Linked DNA regions of Homo sapiens: region 1 is linked to region 2. Evidence: chromatin contacts called from ENCODE Hi-C or POLR2A ChIA-PET data. All regions are on one chromosome and are shown on one strand. Each heading gives the region's core, a stretch centred on a gene start or an enhancer-like site at or near the end of the contact. The rest is flanking DNA. Distances are from core to core; before and after follow the strand shown.

Region 1 (7,149 bases), core at 3,418-5,917, 350 kb after region 2:
AAAAAAAAAAATATATATATATATATATATATATATATACACACACACACACACACATACACACACACGTATTTTATGTAGCTTGAAGAGAGACATAAAAGTAAAAATAAATAAAAACCAAAAAGTAGACAAAGAAAAAATTAAAGTGGCAAAATAAGAAAAAGTAAGGGGTTCCATTGATGCATGAAATTTATACCGTAGGTCAAATTATACTATAGTTAAAGGTGGACCACAAAAAATGGTTCTGAGATTCCTAGCAGGCAGACCAAAAAGGAAAATCGATCAGATTCATAGTGTCTATCAGATAAAAGCAAGCATGTCAAAAGACAGTTTTATTACAGCTCAATTGTTTCACCATCCAAACACTTTCTGAACTCACAGACACTTTACCTAAACCTCTTTTCTGCATGCATCTCTCTTTAACTTATGTTTAGGCATCTTGATCCACTACAAAACCATGTGAACCATAAAGACAGAGGCCTCAGCATATTAATTTTTTATAACACTGTGCTTCACACAAGACAGGATTTCCATTAAATGTTTGCACAATAAATTAATCAATGACATTTTAAGATGTGTGTCAAAAGAAAGAAACCTGTTTGGGTGAACTTCACACTTTCAAAACACACTGGCTGGGAAGACAGGCTGACAAATTGTGTTGAGAAAAATGAAGGTTATAAGTGGATTTGTGTGTATATGGGAAGAATTATTATGGCAATTTATTATCATTTTCACATAAGGGAAATAGAATGGAGGGGTTGAAGAAGATAGCTTGAAAAGAAGGGAGAAACTATTGAATACAGATTCTTCATTACAAATTTTTATCAAAATCTAAATCTCAGTAGAATAACAATCTGAAGTCACTGGGCAAATGGTCTTCATTCACTTTAAAATTAATGATTATATTATTTTTAAGTTACAAGTTTCCCATTAATTTAGGTGCCTTTAAGTGTATTCCAACAATTTATAATGCTCGCTAACGCATTTTATTGTATCCAAAGTTTAGAAGTATCTAGACAAATCACTGTATTTGTTATATGGTAATCGGTATTATCTTGGTCTTTAATTCCAGAATTCTATGTAACACTTATCTAAGTGGGGGTTACATTGGGTATTTCATGCGATTTCCTTTTTATTTGTATATTTATTCAGCAAGCACTTACTATTGTTCACAATGTGTCAGCACTGTGGGTGAGAAAGAAACATGGTACCATTAATCAAGGAACTTACAGTCAAGGGGGAGGAATAATTACAGCAGAGGAGTGCATATTTGTACCCAGCAAGGAATGGTGCAGAGTCCTCTAGGAGATGGAGATCATAAAAGAAAAAGAGCTAACTTCTTGGATTGATCTAGGGAAACATGGTGGAGGAGGTGGCATTAGATCTAGTCGTAAATAATATGTAAACTTGGGATTCCTATTAAAGGGCACATGTGGAAGTAGGGGGGCGCAAAATTGTTGGATGGAATTTAGGCTGAAGCATCTTAACCTCAAACCAAAGAGCAACGGAAACAGTTGTATAAGGGGAGAGGAAGGGAAGAGAAGAGAGTGTTAAAATCTTGATGAAAGGGATAGCAAAATTGGAGTAAGATATGACGCGAATTATCGATGGAGGTGTACAGGAAAGAATGCACCACATTTCAATTTCTTTCAATACATCCGGCAGAACAATGCCAACTAGAAGTCGAAGCACATTGTCCAGAATAGGCAAATGTACAGAGAGAGAAGGTAGAGTAGGGATAGCCAGAAGCTGGAGCGAGGGGGAACTAGGGAGTGACTGCTCATGGATATGTTTTTTTTCTTGAGGTGATTAAAAATGTTCTGAAATTAGGTTGTAATGATGGTTGTGTGGCTTTTGCAAGTGTTTAAAAAGTCATATATTCTCCACTTTAAAAACAGTTCCCACTTAACCTTTTCATATGTGTTTAGATATAGCTTGTTCATTGGTTGTCCTTATTTATGCTCTGTTTTGATTTAGTATTGGCCCATGTTTTATGCTTTATGTCCTCCTCAGATTAGCAATCTTGTTTTGTATCACAGTTTTGATGGTGGCCTTGCTCCAGGATACTACTTCAGGTCTTGTTGCTATTATTTCTACTATGGATAACAAGAGCCCCATCCTAGCAGATAGGACACTGCCCTCCTGAAACTATTCTCCACCTGGCTCCAAGCCTGAGGGGGCAAGGGAATTATGCAGATACATTCAATCAGAGTCATGAAAATCAATTAGGCAGCATTTTAGACGGGTTATAAATTGCTAAGGCTTAACTTAGAATGGGGTAGGATTGAGAATGAAAAAGAAAGGAAAGAGATCTTGTGCAAGAATGGGCAGGGTGTTGTTTCAGATTACACCTGGAATAGAGTCAGAGTAACCAAAGATAAATCACATTTTAATTCCCAAGTGACACAACTTTTTGTCACAGTTCCTTGGAATTTCTACTGGAGGGTTATATATTATGATATAACACTTTACACAGTGCTTGGTATACAGTAAATCTAGGTAATGGTTTTGGCAAGGATTTTATGTTTATGTTTTGTTTTTACTTCTTCCCAGGAGACTCCTGCTTTCAAGTCAGTTCATTAATCATTATCATTCTCATCTACAGGAGGTAGGAATTAGTATCCTCATTTTGTAAATGAGACTACTGAAGATGAATGAGATTAAATGATTTGCCCAAGGCCTCCATGTTGGACTGTGATTTTGTAAAAAGGCAGAGCAAATTCTGTTAGTTCTACATAGGAGATGGGAGATCACAGCAGGTTGATAGAATCTAGAAGGGGCAAAATGGAGATGAGAACTTAGAAGTAGAAATGGAAACAATGAAGATGTCAAGAAAGGCAAAGTCAAGACAGGTGAGAGCAAGACCCAGCTTTGGGGATTTGGATTGGCAGGGCCAACCCTGCAAACCAGCTCAGCCAGAAGAGGGGCAAGGCACCTTCATTATGGGTCAATGCTTTGGAGTTTGAAGGGGGAAAGTGGAGAGTCCCTGGGAACCTAAGCAACCCAGGAAGAAGAGGGTCAACGATAGCAGATCTCATGGAAAAAGTATTTATGGAAGTATGTTTTTTACCTACTGCCATTGTGAATTGTCTGACAGTTTCACCATGAGGTACAGAGCAGCAGGAAGGCTACTCAGAATCAATCTCATTTCTAGGGTGAAGACTCTTGTATGTCCTGATGGGATGACTTTCATAGAAGAACAGCCTGCAGATAATAATGGGTTACAATAAACTTACTGCTCCTGAAAGAACCAGCAACTAGTTTGTCCTAAAACCAATCTTCCCTTCTGATAAGTCCCAATGCCATGTAACCATTGGATACTTATCATTTGTTATATAATGAGTTACGTTTTCATATATTTATGCTAACTCTCTAACTTGACTATATATTCTACCAAGATAGAAGTAAATATTCCTTCCTCATTTTCCTATGGATATAAATTTATACATTGTACCTATTTAATCAAATACTTGACTGGTTGGATGCCTGCATCAAATGCAGACATGACTCCCCCCAAAATGGGCTTTGTAGGAGCCTATGTGGCAAAGATTAGGGTTCCTGGGAAGCCGAATCTGAGATGAAATTAAGAGCTCGTTATGTTAATTAAGGTGCATCCTTGGATTCAACACCTCTCGAGTTAGGGGAAGGAAGCAGACAGGGCAGAGAAAGAAGTTGAGCTTCCACGGAGACCCATCACAGCTTCAGGGAATCTCATAGAGATTTCTAGAGCTAGAATGACCCTTCAGCATTTTCTCAGGTTGATTTGCAATGAACAGGCCCTTACACTCCCTCCTTGATCAGTTTTTGGATGTGGGCTCCCTGCAAAGGGATGTGTCCTTGGGCAAGGCTGCTCTCTGTAACAGAGGCAATCCTTGGAAGGGCAGCCAGCTTATGGCCATCTGCCAACAGCTGAAGAGCAACAAGTTCTTCAGTGAAGGAAGGCCTGGCCAGTGCAGCACTGGGCTCATTTATATTAGGTAACTCCAGGTAAATGTAAGTGCATTTCTTAGAGGTGGGATGAGGTACTTTGAAGTACCTCACTGAGTTTAAAGGCAAAGGTATTGATACCCACAGTTATATTCATTATTTCTGGTTGAGTTCAATTACACTGAATTTGAGATGGCAGTTTGAAAATTTACTGTCAGTAACTACCAAAAAAAAAAAAAAAGAAAGAGCAGAGCATTGTCTTCGCGATTATGCTGGGACACTTTCAGAGTAAGTCCCCAAGATACAAGGTCCAAAAAAAATACTGATGTGGTACTCAATTGTGGTTCTTTGTAGTCTCTTTCTAAGAGAACTTCAGCTGCATGTTGGATGGAAAACAATATGAAACAAGGGAGAGAGAGAAGAAACAGAGTTTGTTAATATTCTCTGCTAGATTCTGCAGAGGAATCACTTTATTTTGCAGTTGCAACTAGCTTAAGTTATGTAGCTAGAAGTTATGTAGCTAGAAAGCTGACTTGCACACTTAAAGCTAATGAAGAGAAATGCAGGTTTTCCGGGGTAGGTTCTTGGCACTTCTCTGCAAATAGGTAAAAGGGAATGGCAGATATTCAAGCTTAGGGAGCAAGCAGCAAGGACAGAGCCTTCCCCGTCTCTGTGTGTTGAAGTCAGCAGATAGCACACCTGCTGCTGCGTGAGTTCCTTCTGCCAAGCAGAGCAGCACAGCTGCAAGACACCCTGCTTCTGGCTCTGAGCTTTGCTTGTCTTCAGGGATGGAGCCCCTCCCAAGGCAAGTTCAACTGGGTTCTTTGGCAGCCGAAGTCTACACGGACCCTGCAGGGAGCGGTGGAGAAAAGTGAGTTTGACATGCTTGGAAATATTTAGATCTTGGATGTAAACTTCAAGGAAAATATTTACTCTGTTTGTTTTAATACCACAGAGGTTTGGATCCCGGGAATCTTCAGAGTACAAAAGGCTCTTGCCAAGGCACCAATTTAACAATTTGGTCAGTGACAAAAGGGCATCCTGTTTAACTAGTCTGAATTTAAATAGCATGTTTCCAATGTATTAGCATGTCTGTCTCATCTGTTTACAGAACTGTTTTCTTTAACCCCTGAATTTTGTGTTTGGTTTATGAATTTGCACAGAATCAAATACAGTTTTTTAATAGAAAGCAAGCAAAAAAGCGGATCATCACATAGTTGAAAGAGTTGCTACCCGGGCATTGACAATAAACTTCCCACGATTACTTGACCATTCAGAGCAACCAGATCCTTGTAGAAGGCTACAAGCTCTCTTTACTCATGGCTCTTGGTGAAAAATTCCTTACTGTCTCTTTGCTGGTGCTGAGAAATACTGCAGAATGCTAAAGGACTGTCCAATTATATTTTTGGCGAGTGAATTATGATAAAAGAGAAGCCTTTTGTAAATGTGACTTGAAAAGTGGCGTATTTTGTGTCCTCTCTTTGTGTTTTATGCAGAATCCCTACTGCAGGACACAACTTTCAGGACTCACACTGATTTCCCTTTAGTTTTCTGTTTTTGTTAGTCTGCAGCAGAGTGGGAAATAGTTACTGTAAAGGGAAGTCTTAAGAAAACATATCAGTTATGTGCACAATATGTGTACATATATGGAGGAAAAATAGACAAAAAAAGGAAACTGGCATCACAATGCTCTCTCTAAGGGCCTATAAGGGATGAACTGGGACTCCTTCCTGCCTTCGGATAGCACATCAGGCAGAGAAAATGTTAACCATTTTTCAACTCTCAGAAAAGCAGATTTCATGATGTCATACAATGTCCTATTCCACTGTCAGATTGCTTCCCCACTTTGGCAATTAAAAATAATTACACTTTTTTTTTTTTTTTTTTTGCTGTACTGCCAAGCCAATTTCTCCTATACAATTGTTTTTAGACATGGCGAATGAACAGCTGCTTTTCAATTATTGGACACAGTTGTATTTCAATTCTCTTTTAACAGCTGTGAAACAGAATTCCTATTCAGAATTTTATAACAGTAAACCACACAAAAAGACTACTGTTGTCTCTCTGCTAATGGAGATTTTGTGTCCCACTTCTTTTTCAGTACCATTTCCCAGATGCTGTCTATTATCTTTCCTCCATCTTTGCTTGACTGTTACTACCATGTGTATGATTCCAACCAAGTCTGATGTCTGCTGATTAAACTTTCTTTACAATACCTTGGTCATTTTTTCCCTCCGTCAGAAGAGAAAGTTATCCCACTTCTCCTAACCAGTTGACAATTAAGTGAAGAAAGAATTTTAATACCTAAATGGTCATTCTGTCACTACCCACTATTGTCACATTTCTTCTTAGTTGGATATCAGTCATAAGAACAATTAGAGTGGGAAAAAGTCAAACATGTAAAAATTTATATTTGCTAATAAACTAATTTGCGTGGGAGCCATTAGAGAAATATAGACTCATCTGCTTTACAGCAGCTTAGAACAGACAGAGATCTACCAGGCCAGTTAGTATAACTCTAATGCCTTTCATCTTGGAGAAAGGAAAACAAGCTAGAGTGGTTAAGTAATTTTTGTTTTCAGATAAACCATCTCTGTTGTAGCTTAGATATCCTAGAGCTCAATTCCCCAGTTTTAGTAGCTTCCTTATTCTGTTTTTTGGTGTGTTTTTTTTGGACGGAGTCTCGCTCTTGTTGCCCAGGCTGGAGTGCAATGGCTCATCTCAGCTCACTGCAACCTCTGCCTCCTGGGTTGAAGGTTCAGGTGATTCTCCTGCCTCACCCTCCTGAGTAGCCGGGATTACAGGCAAGTGCCACCACTCCTAGCTAATTTTTTTTTTTTTTTTTTTTTTTTAGTAGAGACGGGGTTTCTCCATGTTGGTCAGGCTCGTCTCAAACTCCCAACCTCAGGTGATCCACCCGCCTCGGCCTCCAGAAGTGCTGGGATTACAAGCGTGAGCCACTGCGCCCAGCCATCTTCCTTACTCTTTAACAAATGGTAATCTAAAATCAGAGAAAGCATGGTTCTGAAACATTGGAAGGTAAAGTAAGAGAACTATATGTTGCCATTTAGCTGTAATAATAATTCTCCTAGTCTCTAGGCCAGACTGAATTTCCATCTGGTAGAGATTTATGCATTAACTGTAATACTTGATTTCCCCTTGAAGTTCAAATCTCTTTGGGAGGTATTAATTTTATCTTATTTAGGCATTTATACAGAGTAT
Region 2 (6,998 bases), core at 231-2,730:
AATCACCACTGACTTGGAGCTCCACAGAAAAACCAGAAGTTCCAAAATAGCAATCGGAAGAGAACTTGGTTTCAGTCCCTTTTCCATTAATGCCTATTTTCCACAACCACATAACCTGTGCATTTGGAATATTTTCCCAATAGCACTGGCTTTCATAAGCTGTAGTGACTGTCAGGAAATAAAACTGCTTTGGTGGAAAGACCAGAATTATATAGCTGAGAACACAGGAATGTTAAACCAGCCTTCGAAGTCTTGCAGAATAGGAGAGAACAAAAGTGGGCTGTGTCAGTGAGGCAGGTTTAATAGAAATAGAACATTTATGAATTTCTAGTCACATCTTCTGACCAGATAATCTTCTACAGAGTCATTTAGCTTATGTATGGGAGATACGAATCTTACAAGTGGAAGATGACCATGCCTAAGTCAGAATATAATAGTCTGACAAAATTTTCTGCTTTATGTATGCTTATGGAACTTGTTTTATATATAGACATATCACATTTATATAGTCATTTAATAAATTTCATTCATTGAAAATAATACAAATGCATTACAATGAAAACAATCATTAGGTACGTACTTTTGGTTAATATTTCCAACTGTCCTGAAAGATGTGGTATAAATATATCTGTAATCCCTAGGGGTTTATTGCACAAGAAAAAAAGCAGAGCACACTGTTGATTTTTTTTTTTTTTGAGACATATTGGCTGGTAAAATGTTGATACTAATTAATTCTGAAGTGGAAACAGGCTTACAGGCTGGCAGACGGGTTATAAAATTTTTTTTTTTCCATTGGTCTCAGAATTGCTAGAATCTTTGTTTCAGCACCAGTAGCTCTGGTTTAGGTTAATATTTCTGCCTCCACTCAATACCATGTTATACACCCTCTTGCCTACTGTCAAAGGAGTTTGTTGAAGATAGTTTCTTTACCTGAGAAAGAATACCATTCTCCTTTACTCCTCTTTTACCATGTCTCCTCTTCTACCTGACCAGTGTACATATTTGTCAACTCTTTTTCCAACCTGTTAGCATGTTACTGATGGAGGGCTTCACGGAAGAAGCATGGAGTTGAGAATTTCAACTTTTACTTCTGTTACAGGAGTGGCCTTCAGCCTCACTTAGATAGAAAGGGCCACAATAAACTCAGAGGAGTAATAGGCTCAGAAATGGTGGACAACATACTCATCTTATTTATCACTGGGTTTCTGGCCCTTGATGCAGTACTTGGTATTTAGTCAGTGCTCCTTGCTAAGCTGCTTGTTTGTGTCTGCTTCCACATTCCAAAGATATGAGGATATGAGTTTGAATAGAGTATGAGATAGTTAACAAATATGAAACCAGTGGTATTGAGCACCAACAACATACAGAGCTGTATTAGAAACTGAGAATTGCAAAAAATGATATATTTGTCCATGTTTCCCAAGAGGTTACCTATTAATACATAACTACATATTTGTAAGAAGACATTATAGCATATTGCCTGTGAACCATCTGCCTCAGCTTCTAGTTGTTTCCTCTGATTCAGCTAGCCAAATGCCACAAGAAACCACAAAGCCAATTTGTGTTCTTGGATAACTGCGTGCAACACCCATTAGCTTTCTATGGGCAGGATTTGGCGCAGAGAACTCATCTGTTGCCAGTGCTCAAAAGAAAGTCAGGATTAAATAAACCTATTTCTGTATTCTTACAGGCGTGCCTATGAATCCATGAGGCTACAGTCACGATGGCATACTTGGCAAGCTCAGGGCACTGTTATCTTTTGAATTAATTTTGTGACCTGTTATAAATGCAAGTTCCCTTACTGTGTTTCAAAGGCTTTTTGCTCCCTATTCCAATGTCACAAGTTTTCTTCTATGACAAAGATCGTGTTAGCTTAATTTTTTTGCTACATTGTGATTTTTTTTGATATTGCATTATAGCTCCTTCCCCTTTTGGCATACATGCATTCATAGCTAAATTATGGAGTGACTGGGGTTTCCTTCCCTTGGCATGATTTACCTCTGGTCAGATTATTCCTTGTTGTGGGGGACTGTCTTGTGCATTGTAGGGTATTTAGTAGCATCCCTGGCCCTTGCCACTAGATGCCGCTAGAATTTCCTGCCCCTAAAATGTCTCCAGAATTTGCTAAATGTTGGGATAGGGAAGGATTGCCACCTGTCGAGGACCACTGATTTATATTAATGTAACTTTTCTGCATAAAACCATTAAATACCATTACTCAAGGGATATAAGCTGGCTAATGATTTTCTCTGCGGCATTTAGCAAAAAATCCATCTGGTGAAAATACCAGTGAAGAGGAACAGAAACAATTGTAAATCTTCAAAAATCATTCCTTGAGCAAGAAAATGCCTTGGGCTAGCCACTGCCTTCCCCATTCACCCTGACCCCCACCCCAAATACAACATTTTATTTTTAACCATCTAAGTAAGGCTGATGTTGCTGATGGATAACAGCTGCTGTATTAGTCTGTTCTCACACTGCTATGAAGAAATACCCAAGACTGGGTAATTTATAAAGAAAAGAGGTTTAATTGACTCAGTTCTGCATGGCTGCGGAGGCCTCAGGAATCTTACAATCATGGTGGAAGGCATCTCTTCACAGGGTGGCAGCAGAGAGAATGAATGCAAGCAGGGGAAATGCCAGATGCTTATAAAACCATCGGATCTCTTGAGACTCACTCATTATCACGAGAACAGCATGGGAGAAACTGCCACCATGATCCGATTCCCTCCACCTGGTCCCACCCTTGACACATGAGGATTATTACAATTCAAAGTGAGATTTGGGCGGGGACACAGAGCCAAACCATATCAGCTGCAGAGATCTCTGGGTGGAGTGTTATGTGAGTGAGCTTGCTACAGATTGGAGTGAGCCACTGAACTGTTAGGGGCATTTTTCTGATTAGAATTGCATTCTGCTATCTTTGAGTTTCTGCTGAGGTTGCTTGTCATTACATTGGCAGGCAGATAGAAACTATGAGATATGCTATTGTAAATGCATTATTTTCTCTATTATTTATAGCTGTGAGTAGGTAGTGATATAGGTGGTAAGAAAGCAACATCACAGATTTGATATGGTTTGGATTTGTGTCCCTGCCCAAATCTCCTGTTAAATTGTAATCCCCAATATTGGAAGTGGGGCCTGGTGGGAGGTGACTGGATCATGGAGGTGGAATTCTCATGAATGCTTTAGTATCATCCCCTCTTGGTACTGTGTCGTAAGTTCTCACAAGATCTGGTTGTTTAAAAGTATGTGGCACCTCCCCCGTCCCTCTCTCTCTTGCTCCTGCTCTGGACATATGAAGTGCTGGCTTCCCCTTTGCCTTCCACCATGATTGTAAGTTTCCTGAGGCCTCCCTAGAAACCAAGCAGATGCTGTCATTCTTCCTGTACAGCCTGCAGAATTGTGAGCCAATGAAACCTCTTTTCTTTATAAATTACTCAGTCTCAGGCCTTTCTTTCTTTCTTATTTCTTTTTTTTTGTTTGTTTTTGAGACAGAGTCTGGCTCTGTCACCCAGGCTGGAGTACAGTGGTGTGATCTTGGCTCTTTGCAACCTTCACCTCCCAGGCTCAAGCCAACCTCCCACCTCAGCCTCTAGAGTAGCTGGAATCACAGGTGTGTACCACCACGCGTGACTAATTTCTGTATTTTTTGTAGAGACAGGGTTTCACCCTGGTCTCAAACTTCTGAGCTCAGGCGATCTACCTGCTTCAGCCTCCCAAACCGCTGGGATTACAGGTGTGAGCCACCATGCCCAGCCTAGGTATTTCTTGATAGGAGCGTGAGAACAGACTAATACAAGATTGAAAGGAGGAAGGCCAAGGCAGGTGCTAGTAGTTAGATATATATAAGTGCAGTCGAGAATCAGGAATAAAGCCTTGCCAACTGCCCTCTCAGTAGTTTAAAACCTTCAGAAATCTAAATTTAGCAGTTTTATAGGTGATTACTAAGAATTTGTCTCTGCCAGCCAAAGTCAAGAAAGCAAAGAAGAGAATCGTGGTTGCCAGGGGCTGAGGGGAGGGGAAAATGGGGAGTTGCTAATCAAAGGGCAAAAAATCAGTTATGCAGGATGCATAAGCCCCAGAGATCTGCTATGCAACATTCTGTATGTGCACAGCAATTACTATATTGAACACTTAAGAATCTGGTGGGAGGGTAGATGTGGTAAGTGTTAAGTGTTCCTTACTACATTAAAATTTAAAAAAGAAAAAAAAACAGTATGTATGACCTTGTGGGGGAAAAATAAAAAACCTTTAGGTAAAAGAGGTCAGTTTTTTTTTCCTTTTTTTTTATAATCATTTTTTTAATTTTATTATTATTATACTTTAAGTTTTAGGGTACATGTACACAATGTGCAGGTTAGTTACATATGTATACATGTGCCATGCTGGTGCGCTGCACCCATTAACTCATCATTTAGCATTAGGTATATCTCCTAATGCTATCCCTCCCCCCTCCCCCCACCCCACAACAGTCCCCAGAGTGTGATGTTCCCCTTCCTGTGTCCATGTGTTCTCATTGTTCAATTCCCACCTAGGAGTGAGAACATGCAGTGTTTGGTTTTTTGTCCTTGCGATAGTTTACTGAGAATGATGATTTCCAATTTCATCCATGTCCCTACAAAGGACATGAACTCATCATTTTTTATGGCTGCATAGTATTCCATGGTGTATATGTGCCACATTTTCTTAATCCAGTCTATCATTGTTGGACATTTGGGTTGGTTCCAAGTGTTTGCTATTGTGAATAGTGCCACAATAAACATATGTGTGCATGTGTCTTTATAGCAGCATGATTTATAGTCCTTTGGGTATATACCCAGTAATGGGATGGCTGGGTCAAATGGTATTTCTAGTTCTAGATCCCTGAGGAATCGCCACACTGACTTCCACAATGGTTGAACTAGTTTACAGTCCCACCAACAGTGTAAAAGTGTTCCTGTTTCTCCACATCCTCTCCAGCACCTGTTGTTTCCTGACTTTTTAATGATTGCCATTCTAACTGGTGTGAGATGGTATCTCATTGTGGTTTTGATTTGCATTTCTCTGATGGCCAGTGATGATGGGCATTTTTTCATGTGTCTTTTGGCTGCATAAATGTCTTCTTTTGAGAAGTGACTGTTCATGTCCTTTGCCCACTTTTTGATGGGGTTGTTTGTTTTTTTCTTGTAAATTTGTTTGAGTTCATTGTAGATTCTGGATATTAGCCCTTTGTCAGATGAGTAGGTTGTGAAAATTTTCTCCCATTCTGTAGGTTGCCTGTTCACTCTGATGGTAGTTTCTTTTGCTGTGCAGAAGCTCTTTAGTTTAATTAGATCCCATTTGTCAATTTTGTCTTTTGTTGCCATTGCTTTTGGTGTTTTAGACATGAAGTCTTTGCCAATGCCTATGTCCTGAATGGTAATGCCTAGGTTTTCTTCTAGGGTTTTTATGGTTTTAGGTCTAACGTTTAAGTCTTTAATCCATCTTGAATTAATTTTTGTATAAGGTGTAAGGAAGGGATCCAGTTTCAGCTTTCTACATATGGCTAGCCAGTTTTCCCAGCACCATTTATTAAATAGGGAATCCTTTCCCCATTGCTTGTTTTTCTCAGGTTTGTCAAAGATCAGATAGTTGTAGATATGCGGCGTTATTTCTGAGGGCTCTGTTCTGTTCCATTGATCTATATCTCTGTTTTGGTACCAGTACCATGCTGTTTTGGTTACTGTAGCCTTGTAGTATAGTTTGAAGTCAGGTAGCATGATGCCTCCAGCTTTGTTCTTTTGGCTTAGGATTGACTTGGCGATGCGAGCTCTTTTTTGGTTCCATATGAACTTTAAAGTAGTTTTTTCCAATTCTGTGAAGAAAGTCATTGGTAGCTTGATGGGGATGGCATTGAATCTATAAATTACCTTGGGCAGTATGGCCATTTTCATGATATTGATTCTTCCTACCCATGAGCATGGAATGTTCTTCCATTTGTTTGTATCCTCTTTTATTTCATTGAGCAGTGGTTTGTAGTTCTCCTTGAAGAGGTCCTTCATGTCCCTTGTAAATTGGATTCCTAGGTATTCTCTTTGAAGCAATTGTGAATGGGAGTTCACTGATGATTTGGCTCTCTGTTTGTCTGTTATTGGTGTATAAGAATGCTTGTGATTTTTGTACAATGATTTTGTATCCTGAGACTTTGCTGAAGTTGCTTATCAGCTTAAGGAGATTTTGGGCTGACACAGTTGGGTTTTCTAGATATACAATCACGTCATCTGCAAACAGGGACAATTTGACTTCCTCTTTTCCTAATTGAATACCCTTTATTTCCTTCTCCTGCCTAATTGCCCTGGCCAGAACTTCCAACACCATGTTGAATAGGAGTGGTGAGAGAGGGCATCCCTGTCTTGTGCCAGTTTTCAAAGGGAATGCTTCCAGTTTTTGCCCATTCAGTATGATATTGGCTGTGGGTTTGTCATAGACAGCTCTTATTATTTTGAGATATGTCCCATCAATACCTAATTTATTGAGAGTTTTTTAGCATGAAGGGTTGTTGAATTTTGTCAAAGGCCTTTTCTGCATCTATTGAGATAATCATGTGGTTTTTGTCTTTGGTTCTGTTTATATGCTGGATTACATTTATTGATTTGAGTATGTTGAACCAGCCTTGCATCCCAGGGATGAAGCCCACTTGATCATGGTGGATAAGCTTTTTGATGTGCTGCTGGATTTGGTTCGCCAGTATTTTATTGAGGATTTTTGCATCAATGTTCATCAAGGATATTGGTCTAAAATTCTCTTTTTTGGTTGTGTCTCTGCCCAGCTTTGGTATCAGGATGATGCATGCTGGCCTCATAAAATGAGTTAGGGAGGATTTCCTCTTTTTCTATTGATTGGAATAGTTTCAGAAGGAATGGTACCAGTTCCTCCTTGTACCTCTGGTAGAATTTGGCTGTGAATCCATCTGGTCCTGGACTCTTTTTGGTTGGTAAGCTATTGATTATTGCCAAAATTTCAGATCCTGTTATTGG

Evidence for each region. Hi-C counts contacts between places; a loop is a spot of excess contacts on that map. ChIA-PET counts read pairs that join two places held with the same protein, here RNA polymerase II (POLR2A). Pooled maps may share reads with other maps.
Region 1: a map of IMR-90 shows a loop between it and region 2 (3-fold over the local background). The contact joins the promoter of LINC01497 here to the enhancer-like site in region 2. A Hi-C loop is called at or near these places in 4 of 168 maps with a recorded cell type or tissue (IMR-90, PC-3, mammary epithelial cell and 1 more) and 5 of 50 pooled maps. POLR2A ChIA-PET finds 5 or more read pairs at or near these places in 1 of 52 experiments (Panc1).

The regions. Positions count from the first base shown.
Region 1 is chr17:69,957,040-69,964,188 of GRCh38, forward strand. LINC01497 (long intergenic non-protein coding RNA 1497) reads left to right here and starts at 4,668. Exons shown (of 5, transcript NR_110875.1): 1 at 4,668-4,798.
Region 2 is chr17:69,607,636-69,614,633 of GRCh38, forward strand. The region is part of intron 2 of LINC01483 (long intergenic non-protein coding RNA 1483); the gene reads left to right. Among named protein-coding and RNA genes, the nearest start is that of LINC01483, 17 kb to the left of the region's middle. RefSeq lists an enhancer at 1-502. Within about 2 kb of position 1,481, at least 8 of the 41 ENCODE cell types and tissues checked have a DNase peak (open chromatin) inside an H3K27ac peak, as active enhancers do; they include IMR-90, PC-3 and mammary epithelial cell, where a contact is called at or near this core.